2 separate regions of the Homo sapiens genome follow, and region 1 is linked to region 2. A link is a loop called in an ENCODE intact Hi-C map of the cell type or tissue named here. Cell type or tissue: CD14-positive monocyte. All regions are shown on one strand. Each heading gives the region's core, and the rest is flanking DNA. Links, peaks and the distances in the headings are about the cores only. Region 1 overlaps LOC105376942 (a long non-coding RNA gene). Region 2 holds the start of GRM7-AS3 (GRM7 antisense RNA 3).

What was found. Peaks named below come from ENCODE experiments on the same cell type or tissue, not always from the same donor. Only the 100,000 strongest peaks of a DNase experiment are listed, where the experiment ranks them.
Region 1: it touches region 2 in a loop (4-fold over the local background); 7 of 110 quality-filtered maps call a loop at or near these places.

What each region holds. Positions count from the first base shown.
Region 1 is chr3:6,207,411-6,223,377 of GRCh38, forward strand. It overlaps LOC105376942 (a long non-coding RNA gene), which reads left to right. Exons shown (of 4, transcript XR_940578.3): 4 at 7,500-9,745. Among named protein-coding and RNA genes, the nearest start is that of GRM7-AS3, 590 kb to the right of the region's middle. In CD14-positive monocyte, for the core only: no CTCF peak of the experiment used is centred there; DNase peaks (open chromatin) are centred at 8,721 and 9,411.
Region 2 is chr3:6,790,679-6,806,645 of GRCh38, forward strand. GRM7-AS3 (GRM7 antisense RNA 3) reads right to left here and starts at 14,771. Exons shown (of 4, transcript NR_110123.1): 1 at 14,711-14,771; 2 at 375-463. In CD14-positive monocyte, for the core only: CTCF peaks have their summits at 8,806 (motif pointing left) and 9,016; no DNase peak of the experiment used is centred there.

The DNA.
Region 1 (15,967 bases), core at 7,228-12,227, 580 kb before region 2:
CTTTCCTTGTTAATGCATGCATCTTTGTCAGGAGGGATTATGTTGTCTTTCTCTCTTTATTTCCCACACAATGCCTACCACAGTAGAGAGTCAGAAGTAGTGCTGTCCCAACAATTACAAGAAAAAAGTCAGACAAAATGCAAGTTCATAACTTTTATGGAAATTGCGATTGAGCTGAAATCTCAAAACAATCAACTAGAAGAAAATCTGGGGAGAGACAGATGCCTTGAGGGAAACAAATCTGTGATGGAAGCACTTACTTACCTGGGGCATGTGGTATATGCATTTTGCAGAGTTCATTACCTCTCCTACTTACAATGGTCAATTAGTGTTTCTAAAACTTCAAGGAAAATTTATTTTTTGAGATACTCATTGCAGGGTTATAGGGTTTGTAGTCTTGCTGACTAAATTTTATTTTTTTCATTCATAGGTATGAAGGATACTTCCTTAAGTTCTATCACTGTTTTTCCCATAGCACATGATTCAGGAAGCATTAAATCTCAGAAAAAGTTACACCTGGGGAAGAAAAATGTTATCTGATCAAAGAAGTTAAGATGAAGGTGTCTTTTTGGTGTCCTCTCATCTTTTCTTTGGCACCCCTTATATATAATAACATTCCTCAACATATCAATTTTCTTTAAGATAAATTTAAAAATGTATGAATAAGCAACTGTTTTATGACCGAAAAGAAAAAATATAGAGCAGTTGAGTTGATGAACACCGAACACATGGAGGTGCTAAGAGAGTGGCATCCCAGAGAGGGCATGGAAGCTCTGTTTCACTTCCGCCACACCTTGCCCCATGCTTCTCTTCTATTTGACTGCTCCAGAGTTGTATCCTTTATAATGAATGATAATAGATATCTGAGATAAACTGTGATTTGGTGGTGCAGAAATGAAAATGATTTTGTCTTGCCCTTGGTGCATTATGGCCACCGTGGACCTAAATACTGGAATTATTAAGCCATATAAAAGTAATTTGTTTGTAATTTGGGTGACTTTGGGTGCAAACCCTGGTAGGAGCCACTGGAAACCCTGAAGAGTTACTGCCTGTCTGATCCCTCTGAGAAGCAACTATATAAGTTGTCTGTATTTTCTGAAATCTATTATTCAGTAGAAAAAATTAAAAGGTTGAGAGTTGGTGACCCAGTTTATTAGATGGTGCAATGATGGGTCCATAAGCGTGCTATGGTGGAGAGTTTCAGCATCCAGGCTGATCAGGATTTTAACAACAATAGCCAGAATACCTCAGCAAGTTTCTATTACCTAGCCTTTGGCCATCTTTACTATAAAACTGAATCTCTATTTTTGACTTTTTGGAGTTATATATGCTCTGAGTTAATTCAATGAAAATATTAAAGGTGATTTGGGAATAAGAAAACACATTTTAATGAAGACTTTTTAAATAAATAAAATTTTCTATAAAATTATTTTGAATGTTATTGTAGCTATTTCATTTCTCTAATCCCTGACATTAATGTTGATGAGTAAAGAAAGTTTGAAGAATCACTTGAAAAGCTGCAGAAACATTTTAAATGCCTCCATTTTATTACCTCTCATTACATGTTTTAGGAAAAGTGGGAAACAACAAGGCACTGTTTCTGATGTGCCTTTATGTACTAACACTCACTCATTCTGCCAGTTGGTCTTTACATGGCTATTGAGTCCTCTTGAATTTTCACTCTTGTGCTTTTTACTCTATCATTATGAAATCAGAGTTGTATTAGAGTACTGAAATTACTTTATAGACCTTGTTTTTATATTCAATTATGCCTCTGTTAAGCCATAGAAAAGTAATTTGTTTGTGAGTAACAGCAGATATACCACCTGGAACTCCAAATACAATAAAGAAGAAAATGGAATTTAAAAGACAATGGAATTTTGAGGGTAGGAGTAGAAGGAATGATGCATGAACATATTTTAGCTACAAACAAATAATTTTTTGTAACAAAGAGAAATGAACTATTTGGTGTGACTGTGCAATAATACTCACTGAAATAATATGTGAGTGAACTAACCTACTTCTGAATTTGTGTTTTTTATTATTAATAAAGGTGAATTTCAATTCTAAGGGAAAAAAAGTATGCCTAAAGGAAAGAAATGGCTACTGATCTTCAGTCCAGGTGGGAAGCGGACAGTGCAGTTTTTTGGAATTCCAGTCTCAACTCCCGCATTCAGTCACTTCTGAGCACCACTATATCCCCACTTTCTCGTCGACGCTGAGTGAAGTAAAAATAGTTGATGAATCGGTGGGTCTTGAGTGAAGGCCTTGGAGAGTTTTCAACCCCTAGGGATGTCGTATGGGAGATGGTTCACATAATCTCACAGCCTTTTCTACCTTGAACTCCACCAGTTGCGCCCAGGGAAGACCGTGGAAGATGCTGATAAAGCTTCCCTTGTTGGGCTGAAATAATAAAGGGCGATAACAGCTGCTGTGTAAGAGTCACTGAACTCCCCTGTGCTCTTCTCCCCATTGCCTGGATGGAAAGAAAAGCTTTAATCTGAGGGGCAATGGCAACATAAACCATCTCCCCTAGGGTAATGGGAAAAAGGGACTAAGAAACAAAAACAAAAACAAACCCTTGTATTACCAGGGAGAGGTAGGGATACGTGCAAGAGGAACCACTGTGGTAGAAAAAGCTGGAACACTGAATAGGCTACACCATGATTTCAGGAACACAGTGCTTTCCGAAGGCAGAAGATTAATCAGAATCACCAGTGTATGCTCCCCACTGATCCCCATCATCAGGCTGAGGGGCATTGAATAGCAAGTAACCATGAAATACTGCCAGAAGAGTTGGAAGAGACAGACTCCCACTGAGGCACAGCATGAATGGAGGATCTAAAACTGAAATTCAGGGTGATCTTGACGAAAGCCCTCTGGAAAAACCAGCTGTTACCCTAAACATAAGATATCTCTAAAGGAATTTGAAGCCTGTGGTGTACTCAAGATGACTAAAGCAACAACGAACCTCTAAACCCAGCTTAACTCTTGACCAGGAGTTAAGAAAAACGACCTACACCAAATGCCCAGCAGAAGAAAAGGAATGCTGTTTTCCGAGCATAAAAGCTGCTTCCCCCAATCTCTGTGGCCTTACCTGCAACAACAAAAAACTACTCAGCATAAAAAGACACAAACAGAAGTTTTTAAAAACTGAGAAAGCATTCCCCAAAAGGACAAATCAATCAGCAGAACCAAACTCAGATTTGACACACGTCTGGGGACTGAAATGCAGTTTAAAATATTTGTAATATGTTAAAGTTACCAATGGAAAAGGTTGACAACATCCAAGAACAAATGCTATTTTAGAAGAAAGATGGAAACTATAAGTAAAAAATTACTTGCGAATGTTAAAAAGGAAAAACACAATAGCAGTAATAAAGATCACCTCCAAAGGGCTAATCAGAAGAGATGACACAAGTAAAGAAAGATTCACTGAACGTGAAGATAGGTCAGTAGAAATTACCACAACTGAATTACAAAGCGAATAAAGAGTGAAAAATAACAGAGCATCCAAAAGCTGTGGGGTAATATCAGACAATCTACGACACATGTAATCAAAATAATAGACAAAAAGAGAAGGAGCAGAATTATTAAAGATTTAACAGAATTTTCCAAAGTTAATGACAGACACAATAATCTCAGTGAAAACCAAGCAGGATTAAAAATAAAATTCACACCTGTGCATATAATCTTCAGACTGTTGAAAATAAAAAGCAATAAGAATGTCCTGAAGGTATCCGGGTGGAAATGATAAAAATGAAAAAAGAAAAAATAAAAAATAAAAGAATGAGCAAAGCTTAAGGGTTATAGCAGACTTCTTATCAGAAACTATTCAATCCATAAGGTAATGGAGTGACAGCTTTAAAGTGTTGAAAGAAATAAAAGTGAACACAGAACTCTATATCCAGTGAAAATATCTTTTAAGAACACAGGAAAAATAAAGACTTCATGAGTAACAAAGATGGAGAGAATTTATTGCCAGCAGACCTACACTACAACGAACATTAAAGAAAGTTCTTTAGGGAGAAGGAATAGGATACTAGATGAAACAGGAATCTACACAAAAAATGTCAAATGCTCTAAATCAAATACACGAGGGTAAAATAATATATTTCTTTTTCTTATTTTTAATTGCTCTAAAAGATAACTGATTCTCTAAGTAAGAAATAGTAGCAATATTGTGAGTTTATAACATAGTATAAGTAAAATATATGGCAACAACAGTGCCAAGTGTGGAGGAAGAAACTGAGACTATACTGTTGTAAGGTCCTTAAACTACACATTTGAAGAAAGATTCTGATTAATTTCAGAGGTGTATTGTTAACCCCAAACAACCACTAAAAAAAAAAGTTAATAATGGAGATAGCATAGAATAATAAAAAATGTGCATCCAACTTAAGGCAGAAAAACAGGGGGAAAAAGAGATGAAATAAACTGAAAATAGCTTGAAGATTTATTTTATTTTATTTTTATTTTTGAGACGGAGTTTTGCTCTTGTTGCCCAGGCTGGAGTGCAATGGCGTGATCTCAGCTCAGGGCAACCTCTGCCTCCCAGGTTGAAGCGATTCTCCTGTCTCAGCCTCCCACGTAGCTGGGATTCCAGGCATGTGCCACCACACCCGGCTAACTTTGTCTTTTTAGTAGGGACAGGGTTTCTCCATGTTGGTCAGGCTGGTCTGGAACTCCCGACCTCAGGTGATCCGCCCCCCTCGGCCTCCCAAAGCGCTGGGATTACAGGCATGAGCCACCAAGCCCGGTGAAGATTTATTTTAATTCAACCATATCAATAATCTTATTAATTATGTGAGGTCTAAATACTGTAATTACAAAATCAGAGGCTGTCAAATTGATAAAAAAACTAAACCCAACTATATTCTATCCATAGGAAAACTGCTTTGAATATAAGACATTGATCAATTAAATGTAAAAGGATGAAACAAGATGTACTAAGCAAACACTAATCAAAAAACAAGCTAAAGTAGCAATGTCAGTATCAGACAAAATACGCCTCAGAACAAGAAATAGTATCAAAGATATACAGACATGTTAGGCAGTGATAAAGTCAATTCTCCAAGAAAACACACAATCCTGTTTAAGTTATTAGGTGCATGCATCTAATGCTAATAACAAAGCTTCAAGTTACATGACACAAAACCCGATAGAACTGAAAAGAGAAATTGACGAGCCCACAGTTGTAGTTGGAGCTATTAACATTTTCATCGAAGTATATAATAAGAAGGCAGAAAACCAGAAAGAAGAGCAATGACCTGGACAATGCTGTAAATGAACTTGGTATAAACAACTTAGCATTTATAGAGCATTCCATGCAATGATAAGCATTTTTCTCAAGTTAAAATGGATCATTCACCAAGATAGATATATCCAGTGGTACAAAACAACCATAGTATATTTTAAAGAAAAAAAAGATACAAAATGTGTCTTCAGGCCATAATAAAATTAAACTAGAAATTAATAAAATAAGAATACCTGGAAAGACCCCAAACATTAGAAAATTAAACAACACACGTCTAAATAACCCTTTGGTCAAAGAAGAAGTCTCAAGGCAAGTAAAAAAATATTTTGAGCTTCTTAAAAATGAAAATACTACATTCAGAATTCAGGGGATGCAGATAAAACCATGTCCTTACAGGAAAAGTTTAGCATTAAATGTACTTATTAGGATAAAAGGAAAGTCTTAGATCAGCAACCTAAATCTTTATCCTATAAAAAAAAAAATGAGTAAAAGAAGGGCAAGTTAAACTCCAAGTAAACAAAATGAAAAAAAGATAAAAGTTAACACTGGGCGCGGTGGCTCATGCCTGTAATCCCAGCACTTTGGGAGGCCAAGGCAGGCGGATTACCTGAGGTCAAGAGATCGAGACCAGCCTGGCCAACATGGTGAAACCCCATCTCTACTAAAAATATGAAAATTAGCCAGGCGTGGTGGCACACACCTGTAATCCCAGCTACTCATGAGGCAGGAGAGTTGCTTGAGCACAGGAGGCTGAGGTTGTAGTGAGCTGAGATCATGACACTGCACTCCAGCCTGGCCGACAGAGCGAGAGTCTGTCTCAAAAAAAAAAAAAAAAAAAAAAAATACTCCTTAGTATTTACCCAAAGGAGTTGAAAGCATATGTCCACATAATAACTTGGACACAGATGTGTATAGTAACTTTATTCATAATCAGCAAAACTTGGAAACAACGAAGATGTCCTTCAGTGTGTGAGTGGATAAACTGTGGTACAGCCAAACAGTGGAATATGATTTCGTGCCGAAAAGAAATGAGCTATTAAACCCTGAAAAGACACTTAGATATTACTAAATGAAAGACGCCGATTTGAAAAGGATTTCTGACTTTCTGGAAAAGGCGAAACTATCGAATCAGTAAAAAGATTAGTGGTTGTCACCAGTTGGGGGAAAGAGGGATGAACAGGCAGAGTACAGACAACTTTTAGGGCAGTGAAAATGCCCTGTAAGATACTATAATGGCAGATATATATCATTACACATTTTTCCAAACCCACAGCATGTGCAACACCAAGAGTAAACGCTATTGTAAACTATGAATTTCAGGTGATAATAATGTGTCGACGTAGGTTCTTCCACTGGAACAATTGTGTGGGATCACTCTTGTGTGGGATGTCGAGAGTGGGGAAGTAGTGCATGTGTAGAGGTAGGGGATATATGGGAACTCTGTACCTTTCACTGAATTTTACTGTGAACTCAAAACTGCTCTAAGAAATATAGTTTATTAATAAAATAAACCGAAACAAAACAGAGAGCACTAATATGCAAATTATACTGGCGAGGTTATTGTTTTACGCAGACATTAGAAGTAAGCTTATGCCTGTTTTTACATTGTAAAGATGTCACCCTACCAGGGACACTTTTCCTTTAGACATTTGAATGGATGGTTCTTTTTTTTTTTTTTTTTTTTTTTTGAGACGGAGTCTCGCTCTGTCGCCCAGGCTGGAGTGCGGTGGCGCCATCTCGGCTCACTGCGAGCTCCGCCTCCCGGGTTCACACCATTCTCCTGCCTCCGCCTCCCGAGTAGCTGGGACTACAGGCGCCCAACACCACGCCCGGCTAATTTTTTTGTATTTTTAGTAGAGACAGAGTTTCACCATGTTAGCCAGGATGGTCTCCATCTCCTAACCTCGTGATCCGCCCGCCTCGGCCTCCCAAAGTGCTGGGTTTACAGGCGTGAGCCACCGCGCCCGGCCTGGATGGTTCTTTTTATTATCCAGAGCTCATCTCAAATATTAGGTTCTTAGAGAAGTTGGCTCTAACCACTCTATGTAAAACAACTACACATTGTATATTTTAACACATATTTAATCATGAAAATATTATTTGATCATCTCCTAAAAGATTAAAAAATGATAAACATTAAGGATTTTTTGAAAGAGGCAGTTTTGCTTATATAGGTTTTCTTTATTGCTTTTCTATTTTTAATTTTTTAATTTTAACTTTTTTTTTTTTTTCTTTTTTTTAGAGCAACACTCATTAGAACGGCCAATATCCAAAACACTGGCAACACCAAATGTGGCAAGGATGCGAAATAGCAGTAGCTCTCATTCATTGCTGGTGGAAATGCAAAATGATACAGACCCTTTGCAAAACGGTTCAGCAACTTCATAGGAAAAGAGTATGCTGAGTGTTGTTCTATCTCATTGTTGCTTTAATTTGCAGTACTCTAAATATACATAATGTTGAACATCTTTTCATGTGCTTAATTGCCATCTGTGTATCTTCTTCTGTCAGATGTCTGTCCAGATGATTGGATTTTTAATATAATAATTATGTATCTTTAATATAGATTATGTTTACATTGTTTAAAGTAAGTGAAATATATTTAAAAAAATGCAGATCCAAAAGTTTTGGAACCTATAAAAAAATCCACAGAAATCCATAGAAAGAGTTTTAAAAACACAGAGCTAGAAAACCTCTGTTATTTCCAATTTTCATCTTCTAGGATTCAAAGACATTGGATAGATAGAGGGAAGCAGGTTTTCTTGACATGTTTGTATTATGGCCAAGTTTGATAAAAATAAATCCATTCCAAAAAGCAAAAGGAATGCAAAGCAATCTAGTTGCAAGGTATACAGTTAGTCCTCCGAATATTCTGACTTTGAATTTGGTAAGAATTTCTTCTTATTAGTAAGAAAAGTATTCATAGCTGTATTCTCAATCAGCCTTTGCTGCAGTCACTCTTCAGAGTTTTTATTCTTGTCTTTGTCTGTGGAGCCTGAAAGAATTACGCCTATAAATAAGGTAGAAAGTTCTACTGGTTAGAAGTAGATAAACAGATTACATGCTTATCTCTGTGGTATGTCAGCACCCTACAAATTGGGGAATTGAATAGATCCATGTTCAAACAAGAAGTTTGCTCTACATTTCTACTCTATTCTGTTCTCAGAAATTAAATTGTAATAGACATTTAAAAAGTAGTGGTTGTACAGATCAGTATTTTACTGATTCTTAGAGAGTAGATTTTAATCAAATATGCCTTTCTTTGATTTTAAAAAGGAGAGAGCAAAAGCCCATTGAAAAGAAAAAAAATTCCATCTTCTACTATTACTATAGTTATAAAGTTGGATAATAATTAATAAACAGCCCTTGGGGAAGTTTTATGCATTGCATTAATATAATTTTTCTCAAACTATGCATGCAGTGATTCACAGTGAGAGTGACGTGCCTCTGGTGAATTTTGAAACTTCAAACATGCTGATTGGGGAAAACTTCCCTAGTGATTCCAGCATATATTTAATTGCATATGTCTATGGTCTTTTTTAAAAAAATGTTGTCTTTTGGAATCCCATGATAGCTTTTCAGCAAAAAATCCTCCTGATTACTTGACCATCTAGTTTTTCCTATTTGTATTAGAAGTACAAACAGTAGGGATTATATAACTGTGCTTTGGGATAAGACTTCAGCAAGGACATTGCACCTGATCTTTTCAAGGTTATTTCTGGCTGCATAACAAATTGCTTCAAAACTTAATGGATTAAAATAACTATTCTATTTCTCTCATACTTTGAGGGCTCAGGAAGTCTCCAGATTGCTGAGCCTATCATCATCAACTGAAGATTTGCCTGGGCTGCAACATTCAAGCTCTCTCACTCTCACAGCTGGTAACAAATTGCTGGCTGTTCTGGGGCACCTTCGTGTGGCCTCTCCATGGGTAATGGGAGTCTCACAGCATGACAACTTTGTTCCAAGACAGGTGTCCCAAGAGGGAGCAGCTAAAAGGCAAATATTCAAGGAAATCAAAGAAAAAGCTGCCAGGTGTCTTCTAACTTCATCTCAGATATCTCACTGTATGGTTATAAGTGAGTCACATTCAAAAGAAGAAGAAATTGTCCCCCTCTGCCAACGGGAAAAATGCCAAAGAGTTTAAAGTCATCTTTATTGCATCACATACAGTGTTTCTTAAATGGCAACTTGGTCATTCAGTATTGGCCAATTTCGCTGGGGAATTATCAATGTTCCATCCACATCTTGTTATAGCAGTGTCAAAAATATTTCCTATGTCAACCTCCCCTCTAGTTTCCCAGCTCACTTTATATACCTTAAAATATCTAAAAATGTAACCAACAAAGCTTATTGTAGAAAGTCTGAACACAGAAAAACAGATTAAAAATATACCTTGCTTCTAATCTCATTATTTAGTGATATCCATATTTTGCCATTTTAGCATAAACATTCAAGTTTATATAATTTTGTTAAATTGCTTTTTCATTTAAGAGTTAAACAGTGTTCCATGTCATTAAATTTTTTATATTATTTACATCTTTTAAATACTTTCATTATTTTAGAAAAATCTTATATTGTCTTACTAATTTTTTTTTTTTTTTTTGAGACGGGGTCTCGCTCTGTTGCCCAGGCTGGAGTGCAGTGGCGAGATCTCAGCTCACTGCAAGCTCTGCCTCCCAGGTTCCCACCATTTTCCTGCCCCAGCCTCCTGAGTTGCTGGGACTACAGGCGCCCGCCACCACATCCGGCTAATTTTTTTTTTGTATTTTTTTTTTAGTAGAGACGGGGTTTCACCATGTTAGCCAGGATGGTCTCGATCTCCTGACCTCGTGATTGATCCACCTGCCTCGAATTTCTTAAGGAGTATACAAAATAAAATTTATTTTCACTTTCCTTTCAGTTCATATCCATTATTGATATGGTAGTGATATTGGTGTGGTAGAGATTCACAAGAAGATGGTCGAAAACATATAATTGAATGAATCATATCATGTCACGAAAATGATACCATGGCTTAAGTTCAGATTCAATATCCTTTATCTATAATTATAGAATTGAAAAAGAATCTGAAAAACAATTTTTGGTTTTGTTTTTATAACTTATCTGGCAATAAGAACTGATCTCATCTAATGAGAGACTATGATACTTATTTTAAACAATATTTTGTATATTCATAACTTTGGCTGCAGAAATATTAATATTCAACTATGGATTGCTGCCTGAGACCCCCCCCCCCCCGGTGGTATATGTACTATATTAATTTTCTAAACTAGAAAATCTAAATTCTGAATGAATGAGGTCACAATGTTTTCTCAAAAAATTAATAATAGGATCTAACATCTATTGAGCTAGTGTTAGACACTGTTCTACGTTAATATGCATATTTGTTCATTTTATCCTCTAAACCAACAAATATGAATGATTATCCATTTCTCACTAGAACACGGACTCTCAAAGAGAGTGAAAAATAACTAGCAAGTGGAAGATGTATAATTCAATTTGACCCCCAAGCCTGTTTATTTTTTTACATTATTTTGCTTGACTTATTCATTGGCAGATAATTTTCTAAATACACTGAACTGTCTTCAGTAGGGCAAAATTAAGGTTTTAGTGTTTTCCTCTTTTTCTCCCACTCTATTTTCTAAATTCCTATAAATTCAAAGAATTGTATGATTGTTTACGGGGCTACCTGCTCTGTCCTCCTAAGACGGTGAAATCTCATTTTCTTCGCATTTTTTTTCGTTTCCTCTGTTGTCAATTTGTTAACTTCTAACCTCCCCTACTTTTATTCTCTGCCATGGGCATTGCCTACTTCTATCTTCTTCACTGTGTTTTTCAGTTTGATGTAAATATGACAAGCCACCTTAAGGTAAAATGTTGCATTGGAAAATAAATTCAAATGGTAATTTACGAGGCCTTGATAAGTAACGTGAATCTGTACAAAAGAATTCTGCAAGAGGTAACAGTTGAGAAATTGCATCATGCAATACACAGAAAATCTTCCTAAAAATACTCTTCTGTAATTGCGTTTCTCATAGTAATTGTTATCTTCTTTTGTTTACATCTCTTTGTTTATAGTCATCTACCTCCATCTTTTTGATAGCTTCCTAAATCCCTTTATACTTTATTCTCTATTTTTCTAGACCTATCGTTTTCTTCTCCAGGAGTTTCTTGTTATTTTTTATGTAAAGCCACTCACCCCTTCTTTCAAACAAAATGTTCTTAGAAGACTGGAGTTGGTGTTAGGGCCACTTTGCCTACCTGTTTTTGTTTCAGGCACGCATGCTTCTCCTGTGATATTGTCTATGCATTTTTGTATGAAACAGCCAGAATTAATCCACATTAGTAGGCAATTGAAGCATTCAAGCTCCAGTCTAACTCCTGCTGGTTTACTTTTTCTCCGAAATATGCTATCTTTGTATTTGATTAGAGCTCTACTGTGCAGCAAAAATATTTTTGCTTGTTTTAGATATAATTATTCTAGTTCTACTTTGATTAGAATCTCATTGAAGATAAAGTGGAGAAATAAGTTAACAACTGGGATACAAATAAAGCTGACTTATATAGAGAGATGTGATCATTCCCAAATCTTTCCTGACCCATTGAGCTACCGTCATCATTCTTGGAATTTCCATCGTACATTTTCCAGAGCAGATGCTCAGCAAATATTTGAATGAATATCATAGAACATTAGTTCGCTAATAAAAGGACATGGGCCCATGAGGTTTGCTTGCTACTCAGCTTCTAATCCTTTCGTATTGTTCATTCACAATTTTACTACTGCTCCTTAAAAAAAAAAAAAAAAAATTTTAAGCTTAGAAAGCAAGCTCTGGTGCAGGGCCTATCATGGGCATATCCAAAACTACGGTTTATATGGGACAACGATTGGCATATGCTTGTTTCTGAATATGATATTTATATCTATGGAAATCTGCCAAAATCTACATTCCCAACCATCTGACGTAATGTCGATCACAAGTTAATCTACCAAGATGATCCACTCCACCTTTCCTGGGACATTTTGTTTCCTGACAAAGGGAAGAGACAACAAAATGTTTATCAGGAGTTGAGTTTGGCCATCATTTAAAACTTTTAAGTCATCCCCCTAAAAATAAACAAACCAATACAGCATTGTTCTTGACCTTGATTAAATAATATTCAAAGCTAGTTTTAGTTAGTGACATATAGAGATCTTAGAATAAGATGAGGACAGAATAAGGCCAATTTATGTACTGTGCAGAACACAGTTTTGAAGGAGGAGTGAGATTATATAAATTCCTTTTTTTTCCTAAATCATCTACTTTATAGTTAATATATTCCTCTTGGATCCACAAAACACTTACAACTCTTTCTAGGAATAGTATTTTGTTCTAATAGCTAAAACGATTCCCATTCATTCAGGACCATGTGGGTAGTGTATCATTTCCTGTGCAAAATGAAAGTTCAGATCCTCACCTTAAAAAACAAACAAAAACCAGGTAAAAATGCCATTAAAGCTACTAAATCTACAGCTTTTTTTTAGTTTGCAGACTATTACTCTCATTTGTCATGATTATTCATTAGTTAAAGCCTTAAGTAAAAAATTTAAATTTTAACATTATTAGCATGGCTTTTGTCATTCATCTTTATATTGTACAATGCCAATTTTAAATGCAAATGTAGAAGCAATTAACTTATAGATGGAATAATGAAAATTACACAAGTACTATTTTCCAGCTTATATGCATATGTATTTCATTCTTAGCTGAAGAATCGAATAGAGACTATTCATAAACTAATTCACCTGTTCTTATTTAATTTGATACGCACACCTTCTATCAATGCTATCTTTGGCTTAGAAATGAGGAAGGAGGAACTGAAAAAAAAGGAAACTATGTGTTGCCCTTTATTTCCCTTTTCTTATGTGTCAGCAGTTTTCCATAAGTGGCTATTAATAAAGTCATATAAAGTAAGGAAATACATGACAGATTTCTTAGCCACTCATGTCTCTTAGAATGCTGTTGCCTTCTTTCTGTCTTCAAAGCAAGTTCTAGTTTGAACAGAAGGTGTGGTTTCTCAGAAATGAGAACACCCCACTCACTCAATCATAAAATATGCTTACCTTGCATTTACTTTTAGTCCGGTTGCACTCTCACATGTTGTAGGTCCATTGGAATTCTGTGCTTATGGGCCATTAATGACACTGTATGCAAATAGGGTGGCATGGAACAGTGGCAGAGGTGCATATTGCATGTATATCCTTTGCTCATGCACCTGCTTTCTTGCCTCATCAGACTTCACATGCAAAGCACAAGTTTAAAGATAAAATGAATAACAATTTTAATAGGGCAATTTTCCAGCTTGTACACCTATGAAGTTGTGCCTGCCTACGTTTCACTCTTGTTTTCTTGAAAAATTGTAACCCAAGAGTGAACAGTAGGAGAAAGAAGGGGAACAACCCAACCACAGGCTTGAGTCTCATGTCAGGATTGTTTAATAATCTGGACACACGAATCCACTATTGGAGACAATTTCATATTTAACCAAACCCTATTTTAGTGAAAATCTGTCTTATTCTGGAACAGATTAGATGAATAGAAAAAGGTACTTGGAAAACATGTGGTATGTAAACAGACGTTGCCCAAGTGGGAGGCTTAAAGAAATTACAGAAGAACATGCAGCTGTTTCTAAATTGTAAACTCAAATTCAGATGATATTTAAGTAGTTTTATTTTCTCTCTGCATATTAGATTTCTAGTTTCTAAAAAATTACAATCAGGCACCATATATCCTAAATCACAAAGCCCCTCCTACTCCTAGATGTGAAATATGTTTTCTTTAAACGGGTTTACCCACTGAAAAAGAAAAGATGGCAGGGAAGATGTTAGAGCCATGTGTGTCTCGCCAGATTGTGCCTTCTCATTTTGGGTGTCTCTGAGCCATCATTCTGAAGACAGATAGTAATCTAGAAATGGATTTGTACCTTTTACACATCATTAGCTTACATTTTCCCTGCCTGTCAAGCAGGCCAAAGATTAATGATTCAGAATTCTCTGCCTCACTGATTCTTTTTCCTATCTGAGGATTATATATTTATTTTCACCTTCCACATTTGACCATTGAATAGGACTCAGGAAAGTATGTATGGCAATGTGTCTCAATACTACACTTGTGTAACATTCTGTCTATGTATGATCCTTAAGAAAGCAAGGTGGCAATACTGAAATCAAATGGCATATGACACAACCAGTCCAATAAATTTGAGAAGATTTTGTTCTTTGGAGATATATGAATGTGTTTTGGAGAATTTATCTTGCCTATGAAATCAAAGATAGTGAAATGCAGGGGCCTACATGGTATGGTCTTAAATTTCAAACATTCAGGCAAATTTTGCATATTTCATTTCAGGAAAAGCCAGTTTTCTTAGCTTACTGAACATGATAATCTATTCTGAATAACTTTACTTCTTCAATTTTTAAGTAAAACTTGAGGCAGGGGAATTTCTACCAAACTTATGATGTTATGAACTTATTAAATGCAGTAAAACTCCTTTTTTGGGGCACTAGTAGAACAGTAAAAAAGCCTTGACCCTGTTTATTTAGCTATTATGTAATTGCGTGGGAACAGAGTGTGAAGTGAAGAGATAGAGTTTCAGACCCAGAAAGCCATTAATACTACTCCAGCCTTTCAAAGCCACAATGACTTTATCTGTAAAAGTTCTATAATTCTTCAGACCTTGCCTGTTGACATTGAAGAAAGGTTGTTGGATGTTGAACATTGAAAGAGATAATCTGAGGCTCTGACACATACCAGGTGTGCCGAGGTGTGGATAGAGGTCACGTACAAGGGGTAGTTGTTGTGGAATGTGAGTGTAGATGAATCAATAGGTGTTTATTAAGTACCTACTAACTGTGAGCACTTTGAATGTGTGCGAGATGTAAAGAATACATCTCTGCTCTCAAGGGATAAAGACAAAACAATAGTAAGCAAGAGGACATCGCCACATTTCATGTGCCCAGCACTCAGTTGTCCTCATACTGAGTGTGGTCCGTGTACGAACACATTTGGCACTCACAACCATCCTATGACTTAGGTTCAGTGTATATCACCTCTGCTTTAAAAGGAGATAAATCACCAGGAAGTTCAGTAACTTTCTCAAGCTCATACAAACAGGAAATGGTGAGACTGGGTCTGAAAAGCAGAATGTTTGAATCCACAGTCTGCAATCAACCTTCCTTTATTATAAAAAATTAAATCCTAAATTTTGTCTTTAAATCTTCAGCAGTAATTTTGTGCTCATTTTAGGGAAAGAGCAATTCTGTGTTTTGTGTGCATTTGCTAGCCATTTCCCTTAATGAAGCATTACATAAAGTAATTTATTTGTTGAAAAAACACAGGTAGGAGATCAGAAAAATGCAAGAAATTCGGATTTCAAATATAACAGCATATTAATTACAAATAAATATCTGGTTATTATCTGTGCACACTTAATGATTCAGTATAATTTTAAGAATACAATTTGTATTTGTTCAAATATATGGTGACATTTTACATCGGCTCTCTCACTTAGTAAAGACAGCCCTGAAAATAGCCAAATACAATATTTCAAATTAAGTTTCTGAAACTTAAGCCACTTATTTACATAGGTAAAAATTCCTCTGAAGACTATGAAAATAAGTTGTGGCTATTTTTTAAGAGCTGGAGTTAAACGGTTAGAAAAAACTCATTT
Region 2 (15,967 bases), core at 6,659-11,658:
AAGAATCTGGATTGAAATAAATCATTTTATAGATGTAACCTATTAAACACGCATTAATATACCAGAATAGTCATTTGGATCACTATGTTTTCTGGCAGATAGAGCACTTGAATGAAGATATACAAGTATGACTTAGTCATTAATTAATTTCCCAAAACCTACTTAATCCTTCTGGGACTTGTCTCAGCTATAGAACTAAGAGAACAAAGTCAAACTTAAGTCAACGCAAGGTACTTAGCTTATGTAGCTAGTGTCTTTCAAAATATCTTTGAACAGTCTTAGTGGAATGTCACTTCACATTTTTCTGACATCTTTAACACTATTTCGGTTTCCAAAACAGTTGCCAACTCTCTACCCAACTCTTTCCACCCTACCTTGGGTTATGTAGCTTCCTGGCTTTTCATTCTTCGTCTAGAATAAGATCAGAATTTTTTCCCATGTGACTTATTTTAGAGGATTCCAGCTGTGGAAACAAACAAACACATATGAAAAGATGTAGCAGATTTCATCTGAATATTCTTTTAGAATTTTGCCAATCATAAATGTTTCGAGAAAAGAGTGCTCTTAAAACTCTCCATTAGTATTTGCCCAGATTTGTTTATTCAATTTTGTCCAGAAAGAAGGGAGTTGGTTATTTTAAGTGCAAATACAGGACTCAATATTTCATTTATTCAGAAGGGGGCACACTTGTGCTTTTAATAGCAGATGTATTCGGATTTGCTGGTATACAAAATTTATACATAAACTTGCCACAGATGACAGAACTACTTCTCATTACCATGGTTTTTTAAAAGGCTTAATACTTCTTAAACAAGAAGAGTGACAGAATTCAACATGCAGGTTTCTTTTTAAAGAAGGTTTTTATTTTTTTTTTATTTTTTTTTTTTTTAAGTTCGAGAGTCCTTTTAGGTTAAAAACTTTGCAGTTTGTTCTGATAATTTTTCAATGTGATTGAAAGACGTCTATGATCATGGAAGTAACATGTTTTTGACAGCTTCTAATACATTTTAGTTTGACCTCTGACTTTCAGCAATTTGATAGCCTTAAAAATATTTTCTCTATTGGTTTTCATTAATAATGTGACATCATTTGTATGCCAAGATAACACTGACCTATTTGGAGGATAAAAACTTATGCAATAAGCTATCTTTCTACCAGTGGACTTAATTGTTCTTAGCCATAATTGTTTTTCCCAGGGACACAAGATCGTCTTGGCATGTTTGGCTAAGGAATTTACTCTAAAACCTTTGAAAATCATAGCCAGCTTCCACTACTTTGGCCTCAGTGCTATTATGCTCTAGACAATTCAAGTATTTGGTCAAAAATGATAAAACCCAAACAATTTAAAATATACAGTAATAGCTGTGATAAATACAGAGGATACGAGAAGATAGAATACATATACAATTAAAATTTGCTTTGAGGTATTGTTAAAAACTTATATGGGTTGTAACCTGTCTGAGAATATATATGACAATGGGGGATATCTTTACTATATAAAGCACTTTTACAAATGATAACGAATATTTAAGATAATTCAGTAGAAATATGCGAAGGTAAAAGATGGTCATTTGACAATTTCCAATATGGATGAATGGGAAATTATCATTATACTATAATCAGTGTATACAGGAAGACAGACCTAGTCTATATGGTTGATATAGTTCATATTTTTGTCCCTCTTCAAAACTCATGTCTAATTGTAATTCCCAATTTTGGAGGTGGACCTTGGTGGGAGGTGGTTTGATCTTAGGGGCAGATTTCTCATGAAGAGTTTAGCACCATCCACTTGGTGATGTTCTCATGATGATTAGTTCTCATGAGATCTGTGTGTTTAAAAGTACGTGGCACTGCCCCCACCACTCTCTCTCACTCTGTCTCCCCTTCTCAGCATGTGATGAGCCTGCTCCCCATTTGCATTCTGCCATGATTAGAAGCCTCCTGAGGTCTCCCCAGAAGCAGATGCTGCTGTGCTTCCTATACATCCTGCAAAACTGTGACCCAATTAAACTTCTTTACTTATAATTTACCCAGTGTCTTATAGTTTCTTTACAGCAATGCAAGGAAGTCCTAATACATATTTTCAGTCTTCTGCCCTCACAAACTTTTCAAGACAGCAATCTTGATACAGATGTTAATTGATATTTCATTTTCAGATGATAATCATGCAATATGTATCACTGATTTCAATATACCCCTTGACTAACCATTCAACATCTTTCTTAAGGAAATGATCTGAGAAAGAGATAACTGTACAAAGATGTTTATTGTCCTGATGCTTAAATAGTGAGCAGTTGGTAACCACATAAGCATCAAGGAAAACTAATTAGTTAAATGTGTTGTGGTACTTCATAACTATTTAAATGAGTACTTCATAACTATTAATACCACAAAGAGAGTCTACACCTATTGATTTTTTAAGTCTACATATGTTGGTAAATTGAAAAAGTAGGTTAACAGGGAGATTATGGAGTAATTCCAATTTTATGAGAGAACCATCATTCTACCCTCTATGTCTATGAGATAAATTATTTAGCTTGCACACATAAATGAGAACATGAAATATTTGTCTCTCTTTTCCTTGCTTATTTCACTTAACATAATGTCGTCCAGTTCTACCCATGTTACTGTAAATGGCAGGATTTTATTCTTTATGGCTGAATAATATTCCAATAGACCACATTTTCTTTATCCATTCATCCACTGATGAACACTCAGGTTGATTCCATATCTTCACTGTTGTGACTAGCGCTGCAATGAACATGAGAGTCCTGATATTTCTTGGATATACTGATTTTTCTTTCTTTTGGATATGTATCTCCTTTATTTGGGACATATGATAGTTTTATTTTTAGTTTTTTGAGAAACCTCTATACTGTTTTCCATAGTGGCTGTACTAAGTTACATTCCCACCAACAGTGTACAAGCATTCTCCTTTCTCTGCATCCTTACTGGAATCCATTATTTTTTGTCTTTTTGATAAAGGACATATTGACTGGAGTGAGATGATATCTCATTGTGGTTTTGAATTGCAGTTTTTAGATGATTATTGATGATGGCAATTTGTATGTCTTCCTTTAAGAAATGTCTACTGAGATCTTTCGCCCATTTTTAAATCATATTATTCGTTGACTTTTTTTCTACTGAGTTGTTTGAATTTCTAATATATTCTGGCTATTAACCCCTTGTCAGTTGAATAGTTTGCAAATATTTTCTCCCACTCTGTAGGTTGTCTCCTTGCTTTGCTATGTGCTAACTAGCTTTTGTTGCATTATATTGGCCAAGCAAGTCACAAAACTAGTCTAAATACAACAGTCACAGTGGCTCACGCCTGTTATCCCAGCACTTCGGGAGGCCGAGGCCGGTGGATCACCTGAGGTCAGGAGTTGGAGACCAGCCTGGCCAACATGGTGAAACCTCACCTCTACTAAAAATACAAAAAAAATTAGCCAGGCATGGTGGTGGGTGCCTGTAATTCCAGATTCTCTGGAGGCTGAGGCAGGAGAATCACTTGAACCTGGGAGGCGGAGGATGTAGTGAGCCAAGATCATGCCACTGCACTCCAGCAAAAAGAGTGAGACTCCATCTCAAAAACAAAACAAAAGACAGTCAACAAAGGGATCTCACCTCTTGATGGAAGAAACTGCAATGTTACATTGCAGAGGGCAAAGGAAGGGGTAAAGAATAGGGGTCATTTTTGTAGCCTGCTCCTCTAGTAAAAAGCTAAATTCTGAGAAAACAGACTAAATATAGAAACTCAAATTGTAAATTCAAGGCGGAGAAAAAGGTTTACTAAATCACCAGTGAGTATCAAAAAAAAAAAGACTAAGGTTTTCAAGTTCTTGAAGCATACATGTGAGATTCCTATCTGAGGTTCTTCATTTTCTAACTACAGAAACTTAAATAATACATCCATATGGATAAAAATATCTTGTGTCCTTTCAAATGTGGGTAATACCTATGATTCCCTTCTTTGTTGTTGTGAGAATAAAGCAGGATTACTTTTTTAAAAGTTCTTTACAGAGGCTTCACATTGCAGTTACTTCATGAGTGTCTAGAATAATTCACTGACTTTATTATGATTAACCCTGCTGTAGTTATTAGTGAATCACACTGGACAAACTAATGAACTAGAAAATAGAATCAAAGAATCAATACAGTGGAAATAAGACTGAAGTTGAAGATATCTGGCCGGGATCATGGATTCTAGATCTGTGCAACCTTAGGCAAGTCACAGTATTTCTCTGGACCTGTGTCGTTTCTAAGAAAATGATGCTTCTTCTTAGAGCTGAAATGTCATTCTGCTCTAAGAAAATTACAACCAAGAATGTTCCTTTCTCATTTTCATTTTCCACATTGTATTTCTGCTTGCAAAACAATATTGTATTCTTGTATCAGAGAGTTTTAGGGCAAACAAAGATGATCAAGTGAATATCTGAATGTTTGGGAAAGGAGTGGACCAGAGTGAGGAGTCCCAAAATTATCACCCCAGTTGTTAAGTAGCTGAGAAGGACTCCACACATTATTAATATTTCTGGTTATCAGGCCTGTCTGAAGTTATTCCACATAATTTTTGTTTTCAGTTACAGCGATGTGTGACTAATTGTTCGTATGCGTTCTTAATGAGCATATATCAAATTTAAAAATAAAATATTACTTAAAAATACTACAAATAAAATCACACAACTTTGAAGCTGAGTTCTGTTAAGTAGCTGAATGTGTGAATTACATAAGAATATGAGATATAACCTAATGTACTAATGCATCTTCTAGTATCTATCCTACACTGCTCTGGTTAGCACCAGTGGCTCCAAATGACGAGAAAGTGTCATGACATCAAACAATAGGGCAGAATTCCACCAAAGAATACTGAACACTTTTATTAGGAAAATAGGAAAAGGAAGAAAAATAGGAAAGAGTGGCAGTTTCTTTGGACAAAATCTGAGTAAAAATTATTACCCTCAGGGTAGAAATTTTCTTAAATTGGGAAATCATACCTCGAGCTGACAGCTTGGGATATTTGTTCACAAACCTATTAACTTCTCTATAGCTTCCCATTAAACATCACAAGTAGTTTATTCCCATATCTTCTGGGCCAGTGGGCCAAATTTCGCCTTGAATTTCTCATTCCTATATTTTCTTTGGCTGTTTTACTGATCTTCACGAACTTTCTTTTTTTTTCCTTTCCTTTTTTTTTTTGAGATGGAGTCTCACTCTGTCGCCAGTGCTGGAGTGCAGTGGTGTGATCTCAGCTCACCGCAACCTCCATCTCCCAGGTTGAAGTGATTCTCCTGCCTCAGCCTCGCAAGTAGCTGGGATTACAGGTGCATGCCACGGTGCCCAGCTAATTTTTGTATTTTTAGTAGAGACACCTTGAAACTATAAGTGAAGAGGTCACCTCAAAATATACAAAGTCAAAAACAGGCTTCTGAGGAGGTAAACGTGTTTTAAATAAGGAAATCTCCATTATAACTTCTAAAATGTCATTCATTCAGAAGGTAAAGCAACATGAAAATAGACCTTGAACAAGACTCTTTTTCATGTCTATTTAAATAAGAATGCTATTGAATTTGTGGTGCTAATAAAATAGTTTAAAATTTATAGCATTATTTTCTGTATCCAAATAAGTGAAAATATTTTTTTAATATTATTTAGTATGGTTTATAGTGAGTTAGCTCTGAGGATGCTAACACTCTCTAATACTTTTCCCCCAAATGTTGATATATTTGTATTTATTCTATATAAAACATTCAAATAGTATTTTAAAATGATATCCACAGTGTCATCCAAAAACCTACAACATAATTTTTTAGTCTTTATTATAATTTCAATTATGTGGAAGTTAAACATATGTGACTATAACACTTTTTTTAGATTGTGGTTTACAAAAAAAAAAATCATTCCCTTGTTGAATAATTCAATAGGTTTATATTGGCAAAATCCATGTTCTGGTCACTTGGGTGCAGCCCCCATTAAGCCTGTAGTCCAATGGAAAAAGAGTTCAGTAAATTCTTAAAACTGAAAACTTAACATGCAGTATAATAGTTCTATGCTGGGGTCAACATAGTGTATTACAATTGCATATTGCAGAATCCTTTTATTTGAACTTACAGGTTCAGAGAGTTTCCAGGGAAAGTAACATGGAAGGTAATATCTGACAAATCAGTAAAAATCAGCCAAAGACATGGAACAGAATGCTTCATCTCAGTGAGCATTATATACAGATGTATAGGGGCAATAAAAGAGTTGGCATTCTTTAAAGAAGTAAGAGTTCAATGAAACTAGAAGTTAGAATTCCTGAAAAGATGAAATGGAGATTGGGAATAATAAGTCTGGAGTGGTAAGCTGGGGTTGCATCATGGAAGTTCCTTTCTATCAAGTTAAAGAATTTGACCTTTCTCCTAAGAGGATTGGAATTCTACAGAAATGTTTTAAATAAGAAAGCAGCCTGGTTAGGTTCACATTTCAGAAAAATCATTTCATTACGAATAAAGGATCATAGACAAATGAGAGCTGCAAAGACAGAGGCTGAGAAACTCATTTGGAGCCAGCTATAGTGGTTCCAGGTGAGAGATGCTATTGGCCTCAACTAGAATACCTCTTAGTGGGGATGGAGACAAGTAGCTGCAATCATCATATTTTTAGAAGATTAAATTGAGAGGGCTTCAGATTGGATGTAAAGGAGGGTTAGGATCAAGGGTTAAGGAAGCTAACTAGATTTGTGAGACCTGTAACAGTGGTGATTGATTCCTCAACCAAACTAGGAAACATAACGAAATTGGCAAGCGAAGGTAATGCGATCATTTGGTGGCATAGTAAGATTTTCTTTCTGTAAGACTTCAAGTGAGATGGCTAGCAGAAATTTGTACCTATGGATTATGAACAAAGTCCTTTTCAGGAACAAGATCTGAGCTAGAGATATAAACTTTGAGAATGTCAGCAAGCAGATGGTAATTAAACATATGGGAGTAGATAATATTACTTGGGGATGATTTATAAAGAAATGATTCTCAAACTTTGGGGTCAGATTAATTACCCAGGAAACCTAATAAAATTCAAAATCCTGGGTACCAACTCCAGAGTGTCTCATTGAGTATGTGTAGAATGTAGTTCCCAAACCTGTCTTGTTGAAAAGTAGGGCCCCACCCCCAATGGTTCTGATGGAGATGATATTCTGACCCCACTCTGAAGTATAATGAGAAGAGGATCTTGCTTAGTGTCCTGAGTAGTATCAGAACATAAGCGATGGACAAAGAAAGAGGAACCCAGAAAGAAGACTATAAATAAGCAACTGGAGGTACTGAAGGAAAACCGGGAGAAAAAAACATTACAAATTCTATAAGAAAATAGCGGGTACAAGAGTGGTGAACAGGGTCAAAGTGTTGAGAGATAAAGTAAAGATAAAGGCTAAAAACACCCACTGGATGTAACAAAAAGGAGGTCATCACAAAGTTGGCAGGAACAATTTTGGTAGAATTATGTGGGCTGCAGCCAGATTGCAGTGGGCTGAGGGTTGAATATGAGATGAGGATAAAGAGACAAGAAGCAGAGGCAAAATGTTATAAAAGAAGTTCGGACTAGAAGGGCAGGAAGTTGCTGCAGCAGAATGTGGACTGAAGGGTGAGATGTTTTTAGGAGGGAAACAACTTGAGTGAATGTGGTATCTCATACCTGACGTGCTGCATCCCTAATTTCATTTTAAAGTTTTTTTAAACAGATTCATTGAAGTGTAATCTATATATTATAAAATTCATCTTTTTAAAGTATACAGTTGATTTTTTTTTTTTTTTTTTTGAGACGGAGTCTCACTGTGTCACCCAGGCTGGAGTGCAGTGGTGCAATCTCAGCTCACTGCAATCTCCTCCTCCCGAGTTCAAGCAATTCTCCTGCCTCAGCCTCCCAAGTAGCTGGGATTACAGGCTACTTGTATTTTTAGTACAGACGGGGTTTCACCATATTGGCCAGGCTGGTCTCGAACTCCTGACCTTGTGATCCACCCACCTCGACCTCCCAAAGTGCTGGGATTACAGTGCTGTGCCCGGCAATTCAATGGTTTTTAATAAAATTACAGAGTGTACAAGCATCACCACAATCTAGTATTAAAACATTTTCATTGCTCCATATTCCATATACCCGTTTACTGTTAATCCACATTCTTACACTCTGCCCCAGGCACATACACATGCATTGTTGGTCTCTACAGATTTACCTATTCTAGACATTTCATAGAAGCCATACAACGTGTGTGTTCTTTTGTGTCTGGGTTCTTTTGTGTCAGAGTTCTTTTGCTTAGTATATTGCTGGAGAGGTTCCCTCCTGTTGTAACATATATCAGTGGTTTATTCCTTTTTTATTGCTGCATTGTATTCCATTTTATGGATAGAGCGCATTTTCTGTATCCATTCATCAGCTGATGGACATCTGGATAACGTCCCCTTTTTGACCATCATTCGTGAATGATAGTGCTATGAATATTCACATGAAAATCTTTATGTAAGCATAGGTTTTCATGGCTCCAGGGTAGTTATCTAGGAGTCTGATTGCTGGGTTGTATGTTAAGTTTGGGTTGAACTTTCTAAGAAATGGTCCAACGTCTTTCTAACGTGGCTGCAATATTTTACATTCACACTCTTTCATCCCTGCCCTAATAAGCACATATTCACTTACTTTTATACCTGCATTCATTGAAAAAAAAAAAAAAAGAACTGTCCCCTCTTGGATAGTGGGGAGCAAAGTAAGGTGCTGCTTTGGGTTCTGTGCATTATGGTTAGGCCAAAAATGATGGAAATATGAATTAGCATCAGCCTGCCCCCTAGTGGTGGTCCAGACTGCTGTGCAGTCAACCTAAATCCATGGGGCCAAACTTCTAAGCGATCTACTCTTTCCTTCACTCACTCTTGTCACTCTACCTCCGTCTTTTCTGGCAAAGACCAAACAGTGGGCAACGAGTTTAAGTATGCTCAAACAAATTTAGAAAGTGTATAGTGAGGTGCAGTGGTTCACCAGTATCAAACCGTCTACCAGTCATGTCTACCAGAGATATGGACACTTACTCTCATGTGTTTAAGGATCAGCTGCTGGGGGACTTGGGCAAAGTTACTGAACTTCATGTAACCTCAGTTGTTTCTTTATCTCTACAATGAGGATTATGATAACACCAGGCTTAGTTATACTGCAGTGATTCAATGAAATTTCATATGTAAAGCACCTAACATAGTTAAACCTAGAGTTGGCATTCAAGAAAAAGTAAGTATTCAAATTTTATGATAATAAAAGTGGTCACGAGTGTAGTCAAATGCTACAATGACATTCTATTCATATAATTATTTTTTATCTGTTCTCATTTACTTATATCCTATGTTTATGCTCTCTATTTAAAATTGAAATGTCTTTGAATTTAGAACTACAGTTGACTGTATTTATTTGACAGTCTACAGTGTACTGTAGACAATTTATTTGATATTGATAAGAATCACAAAAGTAACAACAATACTATCCTTCATTATTTTATAGTAACAATATATCAGGACATTTGCTAAAATCTCCCTGTATGTAAAATTTAATGCAGAAAACATTTTTATAAGGTAGGTAAAGATCTCAGTCTGTGTTGGAGAAAATATTTCAGCCACATCTTTCTCGCTGCACCCATTTTCACTACCTGTTGTGCTGCCACTGCCAATGGAAATGACAATATCAATTACAGCTGGTTGATAATTGAGAAGTATAGAGACTAGAAAAGTGTGTGTGATGTGGCTCAGATCTGGATTCTCATGATCTTTTGTTGCTCTTTTGTCAAAGAGAAAAAGTAAGACCAGAAATGACCTGAGTTTGATGATTACTGCGGTTTGCAATTCAGCAATTCAAGATAGTTGCACTCTCCTTCCCAATCCACCCTAACACCTGCTTCCTTTTCCCCATTAATAGCTAAAGTTTTCTCCCCGAAATAGTCAAAGGTTCATTGGAAATTTTATCCATGTAAAGTAAGTACATAGGCCTTCCTTTGTTTTTCTCTTAACAATGCTGCAGACTATGTTTGTTTGGAATCTGTTCTCTGATGGCAGTTGTTAAGTTATTCATTTTAATGGGTGTTTTATAACTTTAAAAGGAAAATTGTTTCCAGGGAAGAGAGCATGCCTCTAATACAGAAATCAGGTATTTAGGGGGAAGAACAATCTAATAAAACACTTTGGACAGCCCGTGATAGTGTTCAGACACACAGTTCTAGAAGAGAAATAAGAAAGCATTTCTTTGGCCAAATGTGATCTGAACCATCCGGGTTTTTGCCTCACATACTGTAAGAGACATTTATTCTCTTCACTATTCAATTATTTTGCCAGCGAGATGTGGGAATTAAAGTAGCAGCAATCATGATAACATGTGTGAAGCATCAAAATACTTTGCACTGAGCAGACAGAGATGCCAATTGTATTTTCAGCTTGGGTTTACATATGGAAAATATTGTTATTATTTCCTTCAATGTCATCAGTTTTTAATGGCTCCTATTCCATCCAATTTTTAAGCTGTAAATATAGTCTAGTATTTGAAAAGAAAATCTAAGTAGTTCTAATGCCAGAGGCTGGAACTAGTTTGCCAGCAAAATTCATCTTTAGTTTACATGTATTTGGATGCTTGATTATATGTCCCCAAATCCAGTCATAATTTAGCCCAGAATTTTAGACTAACAGAACGCAAGTGTAGATACATTTGTTTGTCTCATGCAGTTTAAAAAAAAAAATCTGTGAGCAAGCCTTTAAATATCAAGAGATTCCACAATCTTTATTTGGGCTTCTCTTCATGAATAAAAGATTTTAAAATGCTTTCTTATCCCTGAGTAGGACACCGGACAGATAATGCATACTTACACTCTACTATTTGATATTTGTCCAAGACCTCCTAAACACCTTTGATTTTTGCTTAATATTACTCGATATTTAATCTACTGAAATATTTTAGTCCGTCTTTTTTTTTTTCCCCTGTAGAAAATTGAGTCTAAATTTAAAGTGGCCTTTCTAATGCAATCTGAGCCAAAAGGTATAATTCACTTTAAAGTAATTTGGGGGCAAGCTTAGAAGTGTGTAGGCAGTAGGGCAAACATTTATTTAATTTCCTATGCTACTACAGAAACGATAATAACTAACAAACATTAAATACTTATTCTATGTCAGGTGCTGAGGTTTATATACATTATCTCGTGTAATTCTCACAACAGGCCATAAAGCAGGTGCTAAATGCTATTATTAGTTTAACAGCAATAACAAAAAAAACTCTAAACCTCAGAGCAGGTATGTGCATTGCCTAAGGTAAGGTAAGGGACTGAACTAGGACTGTCTTCTCTCTAAAACTCACTTCCTCACCACTCACTCTCTTACTCTGTCTTACCTTGACATTACATTCTAAAGTATTTTTTAAAATATATTTAGGTCCTGCACACACCTGTTATTCCCGCACTTTGGGAGGCCGAGGCAGGCGGATCACTTGAGGCCAGGATTTCGAGACCAGCCTGGCCAACATGGCGAAACCCCATCTCTATTAAAAATGCAAAAATTAGCCAGGCGTGGTGGTGCCTGCCTGTAATCTACTCAGGAGGCTGAGGCAGGAGAATCACTTGAACCCAGGAGGCAGAGGATACATGAGCTGCGATCCCACCACTGCTTTTCAGCCTGGGTGACAGAGGGAGACACTGTTTACAAATAAATAAATAAATGTTTATTTTAAATGTAAGTAATTAAAAACATAAAGCTACATAAAAATGCATATTTATATATATAAATATTCATCTTCATACTGAATAAAATGCTCAAGGAACTCTCTGCTCCTCATCACACCTTTTGGGTCACAGAGGGTCCTCTTTTTATGATGGCCCATCAAAGAGGTCAGTGTTAGGTAGCATTCTTTCCCAATATTTTCCTTTTTTTTTTTTTTTTTTGCTATTGTAAATGAATTATGTATGCACCCTGAAGTAATTAGCAAAGACGTTGTTGTTCAGCTGAATTTTAAACTAATTAATCTGACCTAATTCTTGTCAAAAATAATTAGGATAAAATATGTCCTCCCTAAGCAACTCTTTGAAGCTGAGACGCTAAAGCACAGTACCTCCTGTGTATGCACTGCTCTAAAATTGAGAGGGCCATTTATTTAACAGTTTTAGAGGAAATGCTAAAATGCTACCTTGTGAATTGCCACCTGGGCATCATCTCCTCCTCCTCCGTTTCTATATTCAAATAAAGAAAAGAAGCTGAACTAACAATGGGACTATAACATGAGTGGTCTCAATGAGCCCTTCACATCACGTGGTTTACAATTAAAACATCAAAACTGGTTAATTTCTTCTCTTCCAAAAGGCTTCCTGCTGAATATGTGTGCCCCATTTCTCAGCCCATTCACTTTTTTTTTTTTTTTTTTTGAGACAGAGTCTTGCTCTTGTCCCCTAGGCTGGAGTGCAGTGGTGTGATCTCAGCTCACTGCAACCTTCACCTCCCCGGTTCAAACAATTCTCCTGTCTCAGCCTCCTGAGTAGCTGGGACTACAGGTGCCTGCCACCATGCCTGGCTAATTTTTTTTTTTTTTTTTTTTTTGTATTTTTAGTAAAGACGGGGTTTCACCACGTCGGTCAGGCTGGTCTCGAAATCCTGACCTCAGGTGATCTGCCTGCTTTGGCCTACCAAAGTGCTGGGATTACAGGCATGAGCCACCGCACCTGGCCCACTTTTCTTAATACAAAATTGATTAAGCTATTTTCTGTCTCCCCATCCCCTACCTGCCCCAAATAAGCTTTTAAAATATCCTTAGTGATATAATGAATTGGGAAAATGTCTCATGTAATAACCAAGTCCTAAGCTATATGTTTCTAGAAAAAATAATTTAGGAAAAGCAAATAAGCAAGCTTTACCCATAGCTGCAGGTTGTCAGCAAGTTGAGATGATCTCGGGTTGCAGCAACTGTGGAGGTTTGTATATGCTGGTGTTTGCCCAAAGCCTTCACTACTGCCCTGTCATTCTATAGCAGCCTCTTCTGCGTGCCCCCTAACCTTGCTCTCAGACATATTACGGAGCTCTTGGGAGAGGAGCGCATTGTGGGATATATCTATCACATCCCCAAGCAGTTCAGAGTTAATAATTTCCTTATTAAACCTATGAACCCTTCATGTTTTCTAGTCCTCCCTCCCCAACCCCCTTCCAAGTTAGTTTCTAGGCAACCAATAAGCACTGAATTACATTAAGCTCTTTATTTCAAGGCTGCAGTTCAGAATTTTGCTGCATATTTGTTGGCTCATTTATAGAGACTGCAGCATAAAATGTATTAATTCTGTCTAATCTGCAGTACATCAGTGATTTGGTTAGAACCACATTACCCGTACCTGTTTTTCATGTTTAAATCACTCAGTGCCATGATGCTCTTCTTTATGCAGCTTATGCCAAAGATACTGTGAGCTCTAATTTGAAATCATGGAAGCAAGAATTTCCACAATTCCCAGTTCCTGGTTATCATTTAGCACCTTGAGATAGTCTTTTAGGAAATTAGAATTTTCAAAATCTCCTTTTTTGAATGGCCGAAATGTCTAACAGATGACTTTTAGTAAGAAAGATCAGAAACATACGGTTCAGGAATAGCCTGAAATGCAGGATAAAAGGGAGGATATTGTTTGCTTTAACAAACTGAAATTTTGGTGTGAAAGAGAAGCAGGCCCTTGAAAATATTCCTTTGTTGGTATGAATCAAGGAATTGAGGTTGTAATTTCAAATTTTACCAAGGACAGTGTGAGAATGAAGATTAATCTTCCAGCAAAAAAGAACTGTTCTCTGTTTTGAATGTTGAATGGTTTGAGATATTCTCTAGAAAACTCTGAGCAAGCATGCTCTCTTTCTCTCTCTGTGATATTTATAAAGGGATCTGGTAAGTCTCTAAGTGTATAATATATTAAGGTCCTCACAATTGAGCAAAAATATAAATTAAATGTTAGTTCACTCTGTAGTTTCTTAAAACACAAAGCAGTAATCTACACTGGCCACACTAAAATGGTGGCTTTGAGAAAACAAAGTAAAATCCTTTTAAAACTCAAACTTGAATCTAATCTCTTTCCTTTCACCTGCTTATAATGTAGCTGAGACAGGTGTGTGTGGCATATAAAGCTGTAGAAATAAATTGAATGGTCTTGTGGCATAGAAAGCCAGCTGCCCACTAGAGTTGCATGGTAGAAAAACCTTCTAGGAGACCCTACTGCCAAGGAGGAGTGGCCCAGATTAGGCAGCAACTGCATCTTCCAGGTGACTTTGCACTTAGAGGTGCCACTTACTGGATTTGCTTCAGTAAAATATGAGCAGAAGGGAGGTATGCCATTTCCAGGCCTGGCCTACAAGATCTTCTGTGTGATCTCCCATGTGCCTGCCTTTCTTTTTTTTTTTTTTAATTTTACATTCTTTTATATCAATAGTTTTTGGAGTACAGTTTTGGCTACGTGGAAAAGTTCTTTAGTGGTGATTTCTGAGATTTTAGTGCACCTGTCACTCAAGCAGTGTACTCCCATATGTCTCTTTCGTCCCCCCCGTGCACTGGATATCACTAACCTCTCAACCTGGGGAAAAGTGAGATGTTTTGTCAAAGCCTCCATTACCAGTGACTGCATGGAGTATCACCTGTCTAGATCCCTGACAATAAAACTATTGTTTATCACTGAGAATTTGGGTATATCTGTTTCAACAGCTCGTTTTACCTTGACTTATAGACGTGCCATGCATGAGTCACAAGATAGGATCACTTCAGTCAGTAGAACCACAAATATTCTTGACTGCTTACTATGTGCCTTACAATGTAGATTCCAAGGATTCTATGGTAACCAGACAAGAATGGCTTCTTAAAGTAGTAGGAAAAAAAAGACACACTTCAAACTATTGCAATCAATCTATTAATTATATACATGTAATGAAATGCAAAATAGAAATTTAGTACCTATAGAGCATATAATATAGTAAGATTTAACTACAGTAAGGTTTAAATACAGTAAGATTTAAACTACTCTGGGGTTTGACAAATATTTTCATTCATTAATACTTATTATTTCCAAATGTTAGTTCAGATGAAAATAAATCTGGATTTCATGTTATACATAGAGAGCTGAGTCCAGAGTAGACCAGTAGAATCAGTAGGTTAAATTGTTTCTTCCTCTCCTCCCCCAATGCCCAGGAATCAGGATGCAGCTATAAACCATTTATTAAATAAATTTTTCTTTTCCTTTGAGAAAAGGAGGCTGGGCGCCGTGGCTCACGTCTGTAATCCCAGCACTTCAGGAGGCCAAGGCAGGTGGATTATTTGAGGTTAGGAGTTCGAGACTAGCCTGGCCAACATGGTGAAACCTCGTCTCTACTAAAAAATACAAAACTTAGCTGGGCATGGTGGTGCACACCTGTAATCCCAGCTACTCAGGAGGCTGAGGCAGGAGAGTCACTTGAACCCAGGAGGTGAAGGTTGCAGTGAGCCAAGATTGTGCCACAGCACTCTAGTCTGGGCAACACGTGAGGCTCCATCTCAATAAAAGAAGAAAAAAGGAAAGCACTTAGGAAACATTTCACTTAATCCTTCCTTTCCTAGATGAGGAGGAGAAATGTATTTTCCGAGCTTATAATACCTTCCATTTTAATATATGGAACATTTAGTGTGGGCCAGAAACTATGCTAGTTGCTATTTTTTATTGTAAAATTTAATAGACATATAGATTAGTGCACCATAAAAATATATAGGTCAGTGATTTGTCCCCCGAAAAAAAGAACACTCAGGTAATGCTGCCTAAATCAAAAAACTGATCATTGCCTACTCCTGAGAATCACTAAACAGCCTGGCCCAATCCCAGCTACCTTTTTCCCCACCTACTACCCTTCCTTTTATGGTCATGGTTAGTATCTCTCTTTATAGTTTTACTGTATTACCATGAATTCAAAAATACTGGGCTTTATAATTTTTTGAAGTTTAAATA